Linked DNA regions of Homo sapiens: region 2 is linked to region 1. A link is a contact called in ENCODE Hi-C or POLR2A ChIA-PET data. All regions are on one chromosome and are shown on one strand. The core of a region is the stretch at or near the end of the contact, and the rest is flanking DNA. Distances in the headings are between cores, read along the strand shown. Region 1 overlaps INSR (insulin receptor). Region 2 holds the start of TIMM44 (translocase of inner mitochondrial membrane 44).

The links. A loop is a pair of places that touch in the nucleus more often than their neighbours do. ChIA-PET counts read pairs that join two places held with the same protein, here RNA polymerase II (POLR2A). Pooled maps may share reads with other maps.
Region 2: a map of CD4-positive, alpha-beta T cell shows a loop between it and region 1 (2.8-fold over the local background). The contact joins the promoter of TIMM44 here to the enhancer-like site in region 1. A Hi-C loop is called at or near these places in 1 of 168 maps with a recorded cell type or tissue (CD4-positive, alpha-beta T cell) and 6 of 50 pooled maps. POLR2A ChIA-PET finds 5 or more read pairs at or near these places in 1 of 52 experiments (activated naive CD4-positive, alpha-beta T cell).

Annotation. Positions count from the first base shown.
Region 1 is chr19:7,191,154-7,194,451 of GRCh38, reverse strand. The region is part of intron 2 of INSR (insulin receptor); the gene reads left to right. Among named protein-coding and RNA genes, the nearest start is that of INSR, 100 kb to the left of the region's middle. RefSeq lists enhancers at 1,840-1,929, 1,980-2,069. Within about 2 kb of position 1,881, at least 2 of the 41 ENCODE cell types and tissues checked have a DNase peak (open chromatin) inside an H3K27ac peak, as active enhancers do.
Region 2 is chr19:7,941,613-7,945,200 of GRCh38, reverse strand. It overlaps TIMM44 (translocase of inner mitochondrial membrane 44), which reads left to right and starts at 1,535. Exons shown (of 13, transcript NM_006351.4): 1 at 1,535-1,594. The coding sequence starts at 1,550. RefSeq lists enhancers at 341-883, 884-1,427, 1,432-1,801, 1,428-1,970, 1,971-2,514 and a silencer at 1,332-1,401.

The DNA.
Region 1 (3,298 bases), core at 632-3,131:
GTAATAAGGCAAAGATAATTTTTTTTTCTTTTTTTGAGATGAAGTCTCATTCTGTCGTCCAGGCTGGAGTGCAGTGGCACGATCTTGGCTGACTGCAACGACTGCCTCCTGGGTTCAAGCAATTCTCCTGCCTCAGCCTCCCAAGTAGCTGGGATTATAGGTGCCTACCACCACGCCCAGCTAATTTTTGTATTTTGAATAGAGAGTGTTTCACCATGTTGGCCAGGCTGGTCTCGAACTCCTGACCTCAAGTGATCTTCCTGCATCAGCCTCCCAAAGTGCTGGGATTACAGGCGTGAGCCACCATGCCCAGCCAACAAAGATGATTTTAAGAGAACCTTTGTAAAAGCTCTCACCGATGCCTGTCATTATTAGAATATTTGGGAGTAGAATCATGTAACTGATCAATAACATTGTTTACTGTCTAGCAGAGGCTTTTGAAAAATGTATTTCCTGGCTGGGCATTGTGGCTTACGCCTATGCCCAGTTTGGGAGCTCGGGGAGAGCGGATCTCTTGAGCCTAGGAGTTCAAGACCAGCCTGGGCAATATTGTGAGACCTCATCTCTACCAAATGTATATATACATATACAAAAATTAGCCAAGCATGGTGGTGTACGCCTGTAGTCCCAGCTACTCAGGAGGCTGAGGTAGGAGGAGCACTTGAACCTGGGAGGCGGAGGTTACGGTGAACCAAGATCATGCCACTGCACTCCAGCCTGGGCGACAGAGTGAGACACTGTCTCTAAATAAATAAATGAAAGAAGAAGCTACTTGAAAAAAATATGTATTTCCAAATATATGTCAGTTTTGACAGGATAGTACACATACATAGTAAAAAATAAAAATAAAATAGGGCACTTTTTTGTGTCCCTTTCAGAGGGACATATGTCCCATGTGTCCTCCCCCCTCCTGCCCCTAATTTTTTTGTTTGTTTTTTTATGAGATGGAGTCTCACTCTGTCGCCAGGCTGGAGTGCAGTAGCGTGATCTCAGCTCACTGCAACTTCCGCTCCCCAGGTTCAGGTGATTTTCCTGCCTCAGCCTCCCATGTAGCTGAGACTACAGGTGCGCGACACCATGCTCAGCTAATTTTTATATTTTTCGTGGAGACGGAGTCTCACCATGTTGGTCAGGATGGTTTGGCTCTCCTGACCTCGTGATCCGCTCACCTTAGCCTCCCAGGCTTAGCCTCCTTAGCCTGCTGGGATTACAGGCATGAGCAGAAGAATCTCTTGAACCCGGGAGGCGGAGGTTGCAGTGAGCTGAGATCGTGCCACTGCACTCCAGCCTGAGGGACAAGAGTGAGACTCCATCTGGGGAAAAAAAAAAAAAGAAAAAAAAGAAATACTGCATCAAATTGCACTTGCCTCTTGGTGCAAGATTCGTTCCTTTGCTTTGAACTGCCTCCCTGAAGCAAATTGGTGTTTCTGTGACTCCCTCTGTCTAGGGAAGGGGTCCTTTAGTGGGGACATTGTCTTTCTTGGGGAGGGTCCACCAGAGGACTCTGACACAGCGGTCTCCTTTCTCCTCCGTCAACTTAGTTAGATTTTAGTCCCTGATCTTCTCAGCAGTGTATAGTGAAAAAGCCACCGCAGCTGAAAGTTTCAGGAAGATGATAGTTGCTTCTGTGTGCTCACCCAGGAGCTTTTGGGAGGTTTAGGGAGAACTGGGGGAAAATTGGGACCAGCAGCTCAATGTGGCTTTGAAGGGGAGACAGCGGATGGACACAGAACTTGCATTTTTGGAGAGGGGAGGTCTGGGTAGATGTTCCCTACATACACAGCAGCACTTGTGTGCAGGTGTGAGGGAGTGACAGCCCCCGGACGGTTTGGCATTTTCCTGCAAGTCTGCCATCTTGTCTGGCAGACATAGCCTGGGCTGCTGACTGTCCCTACCCCAAACCAGAATTTGGGCAGGAACGGACACTTGGGCTCATTACGTGTCAATGAGGGGGATCAGGTCAGGGGCACAGGGAGAGGAAAGTCAACCCCGTCCTCCACTGGGGCTGTTTCTCATCTTGCATGACACGTGGCTTTCATAATGTCTTCACTTTGCGGTCTCTCTCACCAGAAGAAGCTGCTGTTTTGTGGCTAGTTCATCTGTGTCATGCCCTTTCCCCAGCCTGGGCTGCCTGTGATTTTTTTCTTTTCTTTTCTTTTCTTTTCTTTTCTTTTCTTTTCTTTTCTTTTCTTTTCTTTTCTTCCCTCCCTCCCTTCCTTCTTTCTCTTTCTTTTCTTTCTCCTTTCTTTCTTTTTCTTTCTTTTTTCTTTTCTTTCTCTGTCTTTCTTTTTCTTTCTCTTTCTCTCTCTCTTATCTTTCTTCTTTCTCCCTCTTTCTTTTCTTTTTTCTCTTTCTGTATTCTTTCTTCTTTCTCTCTTTCTTTCCTTCTTTCTTTCTCCCTCCCTTCCTGCCTCTTTCTTTCTCTTTCTTTCTCCCTCTTCTTTCTTTCTCTCTCTCTCCCCTCCCTCCCTCCTTCCTTCCCTCCTTCTTTCTTTTTATCTCTCTCCTTCCTTCCTTCCTTCCCTCCTTCTTTCTGTCTTTCTCTTTCTTTTCTCTCTCTCCCTTCCTCCTTCCTTCCCTCCTTCTTTCACTCTCTCTTTCTTTTCTCTCTCTCTTCTTTTTAAAGATAGGGTCTTGCTTTATTGCCCAGGCTGGAGTGCAGTGGTGCAGTCACAGCTCACTGCAGCCTCAAACCCCTGGGCTGTAGCAATCCTCCCACCTCAGTCTCCCGAGTAGCTGGGACTATTGGTTTACGGGTGTGCACCATCACACCTGGCTAATTTTTTTATTTTTGTAGAGACAGGGGTCTGGCTATTTTGCCCAGGCTAGTCTTGAACTACTGGACTCAAGAGATCCTCCCGTGTTAGCCTCCCAAAGTGCCATTACATGCACAAGCCACTGCGCCTGGCAGGCTTGTGATTTTCATGTGGAGCTTTTCACATTCTGTCTAACAATCCGAGTTCAGAGGAACCAGTATGGGGAGCAAGAGTATGTGGAAACGTCCAGCACCAGTTTAGAGGACTCCCACTCAGCTAGGGGGTGCAGTGGCCACCCCGAGTGGCTTTTCTTTCTTTTCTTTCCCTCCTTCCCTCCCTCCCTCCCTCCTTTCTTTCTTTCTTTCTTTCTTTTTCTTTCTTTCTTTCTCTTTTCTTTTCTTTCTTTTTGAGACAGAGTCTCACTCTCTCTTCCAGCAGTGGCACAATCTCGGCTCACTGCAACCCCCGCCTCCCGGGTTCAAGCAATTCTGCTGTCTCAGCCTCCCAAGTAGCTGGGATTACAGGCACCTGCCACCACGCCT
Region 2 (3,588 bases), core at 286-2,785, 750 kb before region 1:
GTGTAGTGTAGTGGCACGATCACGGCTCACTACAGCCTTAACTTCCCGGGCCTCAACGATCCTCCCATCTCAGCCTCCTGAGTAGCTGGGACTACAAGCACATGCTACCACGCCAAGCTAATGTTTTGTATTTGTTGTAAAGAAGAGGTCTTCACTATGTTGCCCAGGCTGGTCTCAAACTCTTGGGCTGGAGAGATCCTCCCGCCTCAGTGTCCCAAAGTGCTGGGATTATAGGCATGAGCCACCGCGCCCGGCCAAACTCCGTACTTTCAACCACAACTAAGAATCCATATTTCTAGCCCAGACCTTATTCTTAGCAACACACCTGTGTACACCAACCGCTTAACTAGTTTGCTCCTCTTGGCATCAAGACATCTCGAACAAAGCCAGAGTGGAAGCCCTCATCTCTTACCCCCACCTTGAGGGGGAGCTCCTGAGATGGAGAACACAAGTCTATCCATCGCAGAAGCCAGGAATGCATGCTCTCCGGGGCCAAGCTGCCTCCCTTTGAAATAATGAAGTCCCATAAACCCATATCACAGGTTAGTAATGCAAAAAGACCGGGTGCGGTAGCTCACGCCTGTAATCCCAGTGACTCAGAGGCTGAGGCAGGAGGATCGCTTGAGCTTGGGAATTGGAGGCTGCAGTGAGCTAGATTACGACACTGCACTCTAGCCTGGGTGACAGAGCAAGCCTCTGGCTCTATAAAAAAAAAAAAGGATCCAATAAGACAAACAGCAACAGCAACATACATTAGCTCTCCCAGGGGACCAACCCTCCTCCTCATACCCGGATTGCATGGCCATGTTAAAATACCGCCACCTGGTGGCGGCATTCTTCGAATGGAAAATAGCATCTGGGGTGCTGAAATGACAAAGGCCTGAGCGTCTTCAGATCAGAGTGTCAGTTCACACTGAATCGAAGTAGGACTGGACCACAGTCAGCCCGCTCTCAGCTTCCTCTTCTTATTCGGGGTCAAAACCAACAGGCGTCTTCCCAAAGCGCCGCACAAGAGTGGGCTCCTTCGCTTTCTCGGAGCGACTCACTTGCTGGTCTCTCAGCCATTGTCAATCAATCAGTCATTGCAGGGGCAGCCATAGACAATTACTCTGGAGCTGGTCCGCCGGTCAATCAGAATCCAATCGAATCCGTCCTTGTGGTCGGTGGATCCACGTGCCTGTACCACCTGCCACCAGCGCCCGGCGCGTTCTGTAGCCGAATCACCGCAAGTGACGGAATACACGCCCCTGGGCTCCGCCCCCTCGTAGTCGCGCCCAATCACAGATCTGACCCTCCCAGGAGTGCCCTCCCCCGGGCCACATCCAGTCACGGGCCCCGTCCTTCCAAAACACTGCCCTATCAGAGGTCAAGCTCTCTAGGCATTCCCTACCCTTTTAATGCCCCGCCCTATGACGGACCCAATCGGAGGGCTCTCCCTACCCGAAACCCCGCTCCTGGAGCGGCTTTTCTCAGGCTTGCGCGGCTCTAGGCCGAAGCGGCGGATGACGCAACCGGGCCGCGCCGCGAGAAGGTCACACGATTCTCCAACATGGCGGCGGCGGCCCTGCGGAGTGGCTGGTGCCGCTGTCCACGGGTGAGCGGCGGTGCGGCGCTGGCAGGGCGAGCTTAGGGGTCTTCTGGGCCTTCGGCCACCAAGGCTTTCTTCTCAGACCCTTGGCCTTCGCGACCCTTGCTTGGGCTCCTTAGAAAGCTTGGGGTTAGATCTTTGGGTAGCAGAGGCCAGGACAGGGGGCACAGAGCGTGGCCTGAGGGCGGGGACCGAGCTTACCGGGCAGGGGGCGGCGATGCGCGGGACCTGGGAGGGAGCTGATCACCCTTCGCCCTCTGATCAGACTCCACGTATACAGGAGAGAGAATGGTAGCCGGGGCGGCGGCGTCCCGTGGAAAAAAGTAGAGGGGAAGGCAAAAAAACGTGAAATTCACAGCTCGCGGTTAAATGCCAAGTTCTCTACCGAGAGCATTTCTTGTCTCGTTTCTTCTAACGTTCATTGTGGATGTGCGAGAGGTGGTTCGCGCCCTAGCAGGCTCTTGGGTCCACAGGGCAGTGGCAGTCAAGACGTGTAAGGCGCACTCAGAAAGTAGTACTTCATATTGCTCGTGCTCTTCGTTTTTTCTTTTTTCTCTTTTTTTTTTTTTTTTGAGACAGAGTTTCGCTCTTGTCGCCCAGTCTGGAGTGCAATGGCGCGATCTCGGCTCACTGCAACTTCTGCCTCCTTCTGCCTCCGGGTTCAAGCGATTCTCCTGCCTCAGCCTCAGGTGGATCACCTGAGGTCAGGAGTTCGAGATCCACTGGCCCACATGGTGAAATCCCATCTCTACTAAAACCCCATCTGTACTAAAAATACAAAAAAATTAGCCGGGCATGGTGGCGCGCTCCTGTAATCCCAACTACTTGGGAGGCTGAGGCAGGAGAATCACTTGAACCCGGCAGGCGGAGATTGCAGTGAGCCGAGATCCTGCCACTTTACTCCAGCCTGGGCAACAGAGGGAGACTCCGTCTCAAAAAAAAAAAAAAAAGTTATCCTCAAGTAAATACAGGAGATAGTAGGCACCTGTGTAAGTTTGGGATGTTGCATAGGGTTCTCAGAGGTAGGAGGCAGAGAACAGAGAGAAAAACGGCCCAGGAAATGTGGAAATGGTGGAGAAGTTGTACCTGGTCTTTTGACATCAACACGCCAGGTTCTGTGCTGGGTGACAGGGTGCCGAGCTGAACAGGACCTGCACAGAGCTTTTTTTTTTTCCCCCAATTTTTTATGGAGGCAGGGTCTAGCTATGTTGCCCAGGCTGGTCTCAAACTCCTGAGCTCAAACGATCCTTCCGCCTCAGCCTCCCAAAGTATCGGGATTACAGGCATGAGCCACCAGCTCAGTGCCTGCACAGAACTTAAGGCAAGATCTCGGCTCACTGCACCCTCCACCTCCCGGGTTTAAGCAATACTACAGGTGTGTGGGACTACAGGTGTGTGCCACCACGCCCGGCTAATTTTTGTATTTTTGGTAGAGACGGGATTTCACCATGTTGGCCAGGCTGATCTCGAACTCCTGACCGGGTGATCCTCCCACCTCAGCCTCCCAACGTGTTGGGATTACTGGCGTGAGCCACCGCGCCCAGCCAGCAAGTGCCTTTTACATGAGATCAGCCCAGTCTTTGCCCAGAGCGACTCCCCTAAATTACTCTGTTTATAGCTCAACCCTTGAGGAGGACATTGTAGGTTTATTCCAGAGTTGTCCCTGGGGCAACACATTATCGATGTTTGTGTCTGAAAAATCCAGTTCTCTCATCTTTGGAGGCTGGCAGAAATGGGGTGGGCTCGCAAGAGAAGACTGCTTGCCACTAGCATAGAAGCTTAGAGTGCCTACTTTCAGACTAAGGGATTAAATTGTACATTTAGCCTTCTTCCCCCCATGGGTTGGCATTTCCTGGGACCTGTCCGTTTTCCCCCAGTTTCAGGGGCACGAGGATAGATGTAGGCCCTGGAGGTACAGACACAGCATTTTCTCTTTCCACCAGCTTCTGCTTGCTTCTCAGACTTTGGGAAGATTACAGAGTGCCCGGCATGCATCAGGC